Linked DNA regions of Homo sapiens: all the other regions are linked to region 3. The links are chromatin loops, found by intact Hi-C in ENCODE. Cell type or tissue: sigmoid colon. All regions are shown on one strand.

The links. A loop is a pair of places that touch in the nucleus more often than their neighbours do. Peaks named below come from ENCODE experiments on the same cell type or tissue, not always from the same donor. Only the 100,000 strongest peaks of a DNase experiment are listed, where the experiment ranks them.
Region 1: it touches region 3 in a loop (3-fold over the local background); 7 of 110 quality-filtered maps call a loop at or near these places.
Region 2: a loop joins it to region 3, with 2.9 times the contacts of the local background. A loop is called at or near these places in 7 of 110 quality-filtered maps.

Annotation. Positions count from the first base shown.
Region 1 is chr9:115,206,240-115,208,739 of GRCh38, reverse strand. The region is part of intron 1 of DELEC1 (deleted in esophageal cancer 1); the gene reads right to left. Among named protein-coding and RNA genes, the nearest start is that of DELEC1, 66 kb to the right of the region's middle. In sigmoid colon, no CTCF peak of the experiment used is centred here; no DNase peak of the experiment used is centred here.
Region 2 is chr9:115,145,627-115,148,126 of GRCh38, reverse strand. The region is part of intron 1 of DELEC1 (deleted in esophageal cancer 1); the gene reads right to left. Among named protein-coding and RNA genes, the nearest start is that of DELEC1, 5.1 kb to the right of the region's middle. In sigmoid colon, no CTCF peak of the experiment used is centred here; DNase peaks (open chromatin) are centred at 1,156 and 1,436; H3K27ac peaks cover 384 bases.
Region 3 is chr9:115,037,230-115,039,729 of GRCh38, reverse strand. It overlaps TNC (tenascin C), which reads left to right. Exons shown (of 28, transcript NM_002160.4): 20 at 1,350-1,469. Among named protein-coding and RNA genes, the nearest start is that of TNC, 80 kb to the left of the region's middle. In sigmoid colon, no CTCF peak of the experiment used is centred here; a DNase peak (open chromatin) is centred at 1,389.

The sequences.
Region 1 (2,500 bases), 170 kb before region 3:
GGAGTTTTGCTGAGGTTAGCTATAAGGAATTTGTGGTTTGAATCAAAGGACTTCAGTTTTATGAGGTTTGAGGGCCTTTTTCAAAAGGAAAACCAGATGTATCATTGGAAAGCTCATGCAAAGAGGGCTATCTTCTGCAAATGCTGCTTTGAGTCTAATTCTGTTAGACTGGGTAGGGATTCAGTAGGGAGAGACCCTGGGGTGTTTTTTAAAACCCATTTGTTCCTATCTTGTGGACCTTCAGTGATGTTCTCAAATGGGTCACGAGGCTGGTATTTTATAAGCAATATGATCCACAGCCATGAGGAGAGGAATGATTCTAATATAGTCCAGAAAACAGTAGGGCTTTCCACCTCAAAACTTTACTTTAAATCTTTGAAAAGAACTAGGTTTTCTACCCCAGGAGTCCAGCATCTCCTGACCCAGGGTTCTCCTAGCACAGTCAACAGGAATGAATGCCTTCCCTAAGCCCCTCGTGGTCACTTGATCCTCTGGCTCTTGGTTTACTTTTCCCTCTTCCTTAAACTGTTCATTTTCAAGTAACATGGGGAAAGTCACATCAGTCTTATTGAGTATCCCTAAAAAGTGGAGGCAGGAGAATGGACTTGACGATAGAAGAATTTATTCTTGGTCACTAAGTGTGCTCAGCTGGCTATGTCTACCTCCATACCTCCATACCTCCTCTGGAAGTAAAGAAGTACCCTGGAAGTAAAGAAGACTCATGAGGTAATAAAAAACAGTAAGTAAAATTGCTTTGCCACCTAGACTGCAAAGACGATGAATTCCCTAGTGTGTTTATCAAAATTAACTGACAGGTCTTATGAAAAGACTGACTTATTTAATATATAAGGAAAAAACATCACAAGATTCAACAATATAAATGCATATAATAGGCTGGGTTCCTGTTATAAGATATGGCACCTTGCATTTTCCATACACTAATTATCTAACTAAGTTATTATAAGTTAGACATTATCTTTATTTCACATATGAGGAAATAAAAGTCCAGGGACTCAAGTGATACACTCAAGTCTAGGTTTGAATCTCTCAGTCTGTGTTTTTGTCATTTCCCCGACATTTGCATATATGTGGTTTGCTTAGCACTGATGGTTTGAGAAATAATTTTAGCTGGTGCATGGAAAAATACATTTCCATTTTAATGAGTATGTATGAATAGTATGTGCATCCAAATATCCAGGCATATCAGAGTTGTGGTTTTGTGAAACTAATTGTTTAGGATGAAGCTACTTTTACTGGAGTCTATTTAAAGAAAAATATTCAGAAATTGAAACATTAAAAAGACAGGTTTGGAAAAAGTTGTTAAGAATGAGTGAAATGTGGGAAACTCTGTTCTGGGCCAGACTGCTCTCTGTGTTTTATAACGAATGGCTGCAGGCTACAGGAAGCAAGATTTCTCAGAAAGCCTTAGTCAATGTGTCGGTCACCTCCCCTGGTATTTGCCAGCTCCTGCTGACACCACCATCCCCTAGCTGAAAGTCCCTGCAGCTAGAAATCTAGAAAGAAGCCCTTCTCCTAATCTCATTAGCCAAGTCTTGGTGATTTTAGTTCTTCAGCAGCCATTCCTCCCCAGTGTCCTGATTGCCCCTAATGCTTACATTCACATTCCCCACAACATTCTCACAACAGCATTCTCACATTCTCACAACAGCATCTTAACTGGCCTTCCTAACTCTAATCTCACAAGCTATCCTGGAAAATCCCCAGACAGCCATGTTACTTTCTGTGGTAGGCTGAAATGTCCTCCATCAAAGCCCAAATTCTAATCCCCAGAACTTGCAAATTTGTTACTTTACATGGCAAAAGGGACTTTGCCAATGTAATTAAATTAAGGATCTTGAGATGGGGAGATAGTCCTGGACTATCTGGGACAAAAGTTCTTGTGAGAGAGACACAGTAGAGTCAGGCAGACACGAAGATGTGGCAACGGAAGCAGAATTCGGAATATGCTTGGCCACCAGCCAGGGAATATGGAGAACCTCTAGAAGCTGAGAAAGGTACGGCTTCCCCAAAACCAGAGGAATGCAATCTGCCTACCATGTTACACATCTGATCTCCAGAACTGTGAGTCTGTGTTGTTTCAGACCACTAAGTTTCATGTTGTGCGGCAGCAATAGAAAATGAATGCACTCTCCTGTCCAAAGCCCCTCTTTTTTCTTGCCCAAAATCCAGCTTCTTAATCATTAAGTCACTCTTCACAATGGAGCCTCCCAACTTTCCAGCCTTATTTCTTGACCTCCAACCCCAAAATTAATATCAATAGCTAATATTTATTTTGTACTTAACTATATGCCAAACACTAAACCAAAATGTGTATATATATATAAAACATATATATTACATATATTTGTTAACTCATTAAATTCTGACAATAACATACAAGATAGGAATTATTATTGTCCTCCTTCTTACAGATGAGGAAACTTGAAAAAGGTACACAACTTACTTAAGGTCCAGAATTAATAGTAGTAAGGGAAAGATG
Region 2 (2,500 bases), 110 kb before region 3:
TGCAAACTTGAGTAATATTTTGTTTAGTTACACTTGTTGCATTTCTCCCATGAAGGTGAGGAATATTTTTGCTTTCTTAGTGCTGCATCCCTTAATAACTGGAAGAGTATCTGACACAGAAGAGGTGTCTGCTAAATATTTGTTGTAGGAATGAAATAATGAGTCACTTTAATCAATTAATCCTCCAGGAAGACAGGAAGACTCCTCTAATTTCCCAGGTTGGGGTAGGTCTTCTCATATTCACTTCTATATCCCCCCAGCTATATATTACATATGATTGTGTAATAATGTATGAAAACAAGCTGTTCTCATATCTGACTCTCCAAACTGCTCCTAAGTTCCTGAAGCTCATGAACCAGGACTGATTTATCTTTGCATCTCCAGTGTCTCCCACAGCAGTATTGTTCACTGAAATGAAGGTGAAAGGCTTTATAGACCAAATGATAATAATCAATGAAAAAAGGAGCTGTGGGACAAAAAAGGACTCGAGACTTAGCAATGGCTTACCTTGAAGAAAGAGAGATGGTTCTGCCATACATTACATTATTTTTAACCAACTAGCAAAATACATTAAATATCCATGTGAAGTGACGGGCCTTGTCAGAATAAGCATCCTGAACTGAGAGTCAGGCACCATCTATTCTGGCCCTAGCCTTTGTGTGAGTCTGAGCAAGGCCCTTCCCTTCTCTGAGCCCATTCTCATCTGTACCATGAGAAGATTAGACCATGGGATGCCTAAAGGTCCTTCCAATCCTGTGTTCCAGGATTCTATATACCTAGGACAGTGAATGGTGCAATGGAGGAAAAAAAATGTGTACAGTGTGTAACCTTGCTCTCACAAAAGCCAACCATGCAGGATTTGGAGTCAGAAACACATGGGTCTAAACCCAGAGTCTGAAACTTAACAAACTTTGTGAACTCAGACAAATTTCTCAATCTACTTAAGCCTCCATGAAATGGAAATAGTAATTCCTAACTACACATTCAATAAATAACAACTTGCTCTGCACTTCTTTCCCATACATCTCATGGCTGGCTGTTTTAGCCATGTTGACTCGAGAACGAGAAGGTTCTTTTATTAACAACATCCTAGCAGTTTGGATAGCTCAAGCGCTGCTGCACCTCCAGCTGACTCCAACACTGGAGTAGACAGCCTCCCTCACAAGGCTAAAGTTTTCCAGTCACTCTCTTTTGGGGCCTCTGAGCAGACTCTATTTGTGTTACCCAGGAAGTTTCTTGAGCCATTTCTTTTGCTAGAATTCCACGGTAAACATTCTTACAGATGACTTACTGCCTGTCACAACATTCTACTGCTCTCTTTCCAGAAAGAATTCCTGCAGAATGAGGTCAGTCGCTTACTAACCGTGACTTCTATTTCTTTCACCCCTTTTGGTCTTGCCATTAAGATGCTGAGTGACTGACTCTGGCTACCTTAATGGGTCACTTCCAACAGCTGTGGGAGCAAAATGTTCCAACAGTTCAAGACAGAGCCCAGAGGATCCACAAGATGAAGAACAGACTCCAAATACAATCAGAGGGCCAATGGGGAAATTCCAAGTTTGTAGATCCAGTAACCATGGAGGGGAACTAAGAAGTTCTTAGATATGTTTCTAAAAGATTTGGAAATGTATAGAGTGCAAAGATGCTTGCCTTCTTATAAACATTCTTATTCATCAATGGCCCCGCGATGCAGGAATGTTGTTTCTTTTTTCTATGCTTCCAAAGTGCTGGAGGCCCTTAAAGGAATTGTGATAAGGACATTATAGAATATACAACTCCTACTGGAAAGGGCGGCAGCAGCTCCCTCTCCCCAGCTATGGGGGAGCACAAACCAGGGGCCTTCAGGTAAACACCTCTCACTATTTCCCTCAAGAGGAAAATGGGTGTCTCCTTTGACCTCAGAGTGAGTGCACAGGAATATGCTCCTTCTCATAATCTCATATTGCTGAATTATGAATACATTTGCTACATCACTTTATCTTTCATGTCATATAGCTCATGCTTGACACATAATGTTGCAGAAGTGATGGCTTTTAGTTTGAACTAAAGACTATTGGCCAACCCTGATTTAGGAAACCGTTCCTATTCCCATCTCTAGTAGATAATAATTTCTCTGTGGTTGCTTACTAAACTAACACTTCAAAAAGGCAACAGAGGAACTATATTGCAATCAATCTATCGTCTACTCAGTTATTCAACAGACCTTTACAGAGCCTCTAGGAGAAGCAAAGGCTCTTACACTGTACTACTTGAATTTCAACCCCAGCCACTAACCTCTCTGATTCTCAGCTTCCTAAATCATGAAATGGTAATAATAACAGAATCTATCTCCTAGGGTTGTTAGTAGGATTAAGAGTCATGTCAACTTTACTACATGTAATAAAGTGCCTGACATTGTCTGTGCTGTGATGTTCAGTGGGTTAGGTGTATTAAATGCATTTTTGACTTATGATAGGTTTAACTTATGATGGGTTTATTGGGATGTAATCCCACCATAAGT
Region 3 (2,500 bases):
GGACAATGTGGGCTCCCCAGTTGCCCTGCCACATCCTGGCTCTCAGACCAGTCATTTCATCCCTCAAGGCTCAGGTGCCTCTCTGTGAAATGAGCTGAGGATAGCTTCCCTCCACCCTCGCCAGGGCTGCTGGCATGGGCACAATTGAGTAGTAAGTGCAAAAGCAAGAGGAAATGGTCAGATTCATGCTGGCTTCTGAGAAAGTGATGTTGGGTAGTAGGAGAGGTCAGTTAAAAGAGGCCAGGGATAAATATCCTTTGAATATCCATCCTTTCTCAGAACAAGTCATTTGAAAACCATACTTAAGACTTCAAATACCTTTAATAGAGATCTTAATAACAACTGCAAGTATTGAGAGCTTTCCCTAGTACATCTTACACATCACACATTGCTTAGCTAGTCTTTATTAACTAAACAGTCACCCTTTGGCAGCTGAAGAAAGTGAAGTTTGGAGAAGGGAAATGAATTTTCCCAGGGCACAGAGGCACCAGGCAGAGAAGCCATGGTAGAACCCGGGACCACCGGCCTCCAGAGCCTGGCTTTATGTTCTCTGCAAGCCATCTAAGGAGAAATACCACTCAAAGCTCAGAAAAGGCTCGGGGCCAGGTGCGGTGACTCACGCCTGTAATCCCAGCACTTTGGGAGGCCAAGGAAGGTGGATCACCTGAGGTCAGGTGTTCAAGACCAGCCTAGCCAACATGGTGAAAAAACCCATCTCTACTGAAAATACAAAAGTTAGCTGGGCTTGGTGGTGCACACCTGCAATCCCAGCTACTTGGGAGGCTGAGGCAGGATCATTGCTTGAACCCGGGAGGCAGAGGTTGCAGTGAGCCGAGATCGTGCCACTGCACTCCAGCATGGGCGACAGAGTGACAGTCTGTCTCAAAAAAAAGAAAAGAAAAAAGCAAAGAAAAGAAAAGAGAAAAGAAAAGAAAAGGCTCGGGCAGTCTTAACTATGCAAGTCCCCTCTGTGTAAGTTCTTTCTCTGGGGAAAGTAATATAAACAATAATAATTCTTGTCATGTGTTCAGCCTTGTTCAGTTTACACAGCTCCTTTCCACCCATAATATAATGGAAAAATCAAAATAACACTGAAGATGAAACCAGCCAGAATTACTATCCCTATTTTACACATGAGGATATAGAGGCCCAAAGTAACTGAGCCAGCAAGGGAGGGAGTCATTACTCAAAGCCAGGTCAGGCTGGCTCCAGGCTTAGGTCTCTGAACCATTCCATGCAGCTGACACTGTCCTAACATCAGGACTCCATAAGCAGTGTGGACAGCAGAGCAGCTAGAGTCTGATGTCCCACCCAATGACTTCCCTCCTGTCCACCATCTTTCTTTGCAGCTCTGGATGGCCCATCTGGCCTGGTGACAGCCAACATCACTGACTCAGAAGCCTTGGCCAGGTGGCAGCCAGCCATTGCCACTGTGGACAGTTATGTCATCTCCTACACAGGCGAGAAAGGTAAGGTTTTGTCCAAGTCTCTCCTCACTCTAAGGAGTGTCTTTCCTGCTGTAAACTCTTCCCATTCGCTCTTCTCCCTGCCACATTTGGTACAGGATGATAAAAATGCATGGGTAGGTTGAAAAGGCCAGTAATGTTCATGTGGCTCCCAACTGAAACCTCAAGGGAGTCTGGTAGGTCATTTAAAATAAAAATAAAAATACATCTCCAGCCTCTACATGTTTTCCTGGCCCATTCCTCCTCTCCTGTTAGTATCTCTGCCTACCAGTGTGAGACACCCCGTTTAGGAAACAGTTGTCATCTTTTACAAAGAAGAAAACCAGAATCTAAAATCTTAACCAGACCGCTTCAGGCCATACTGAGCAGTCTCAACTTTTCAGAGACCACAAAAGAAGCTAGTTTTAGCAGATTTAATTAAAAAGTCTGAAATTTTAAGCCAGGTACAGTGGCTTACATCTGTAATCCAGCACTTTGGGAGGCCAGGGCAGGTGGATCACTTGAGACCAGGAGTTTGAGACCAGCCTGGCCAACATGGTGAAACCTCGTCTCTTCTAAAAATACAAAAATTAGCTGGGCATAGTGGTGCATGCCTGTAGTCCCAGCTACTCGGCAGGCTGAGGCAGGAGAGCTGCTTGAACCTGGGAGGCGGAGGCTGCAGTGAGCCGAGATCGCACCACTGCACTCCAGCCTGGGTGAGAGAGGGAGGCTCTGTCTCAAAAAAATAAAAATAAAAAATAAATAAATAAATAAAACAGAAATGTTTTCTTGTTTGGCAACCATCAGTGCTAATGTACCCAGTTGACAGATTAAACACTTGTTTAGAGCACCAGCAAACTACAGCTGCCAGAAAGTAAAATCAAATATAAGTAAGAGACTGGAGAAAGAGAGAGTGCTTTTCAATGAACCCCTCCATTTTGTAATGAGCTACTCTAGAAATAATTGTGTAATTTCAATTTCCAGGTATAGGTAAGTTTCATATTTTATGGTTTGGTATTGTTTTGCTCTCAGTGACAATATGAGCAGGCACCAGC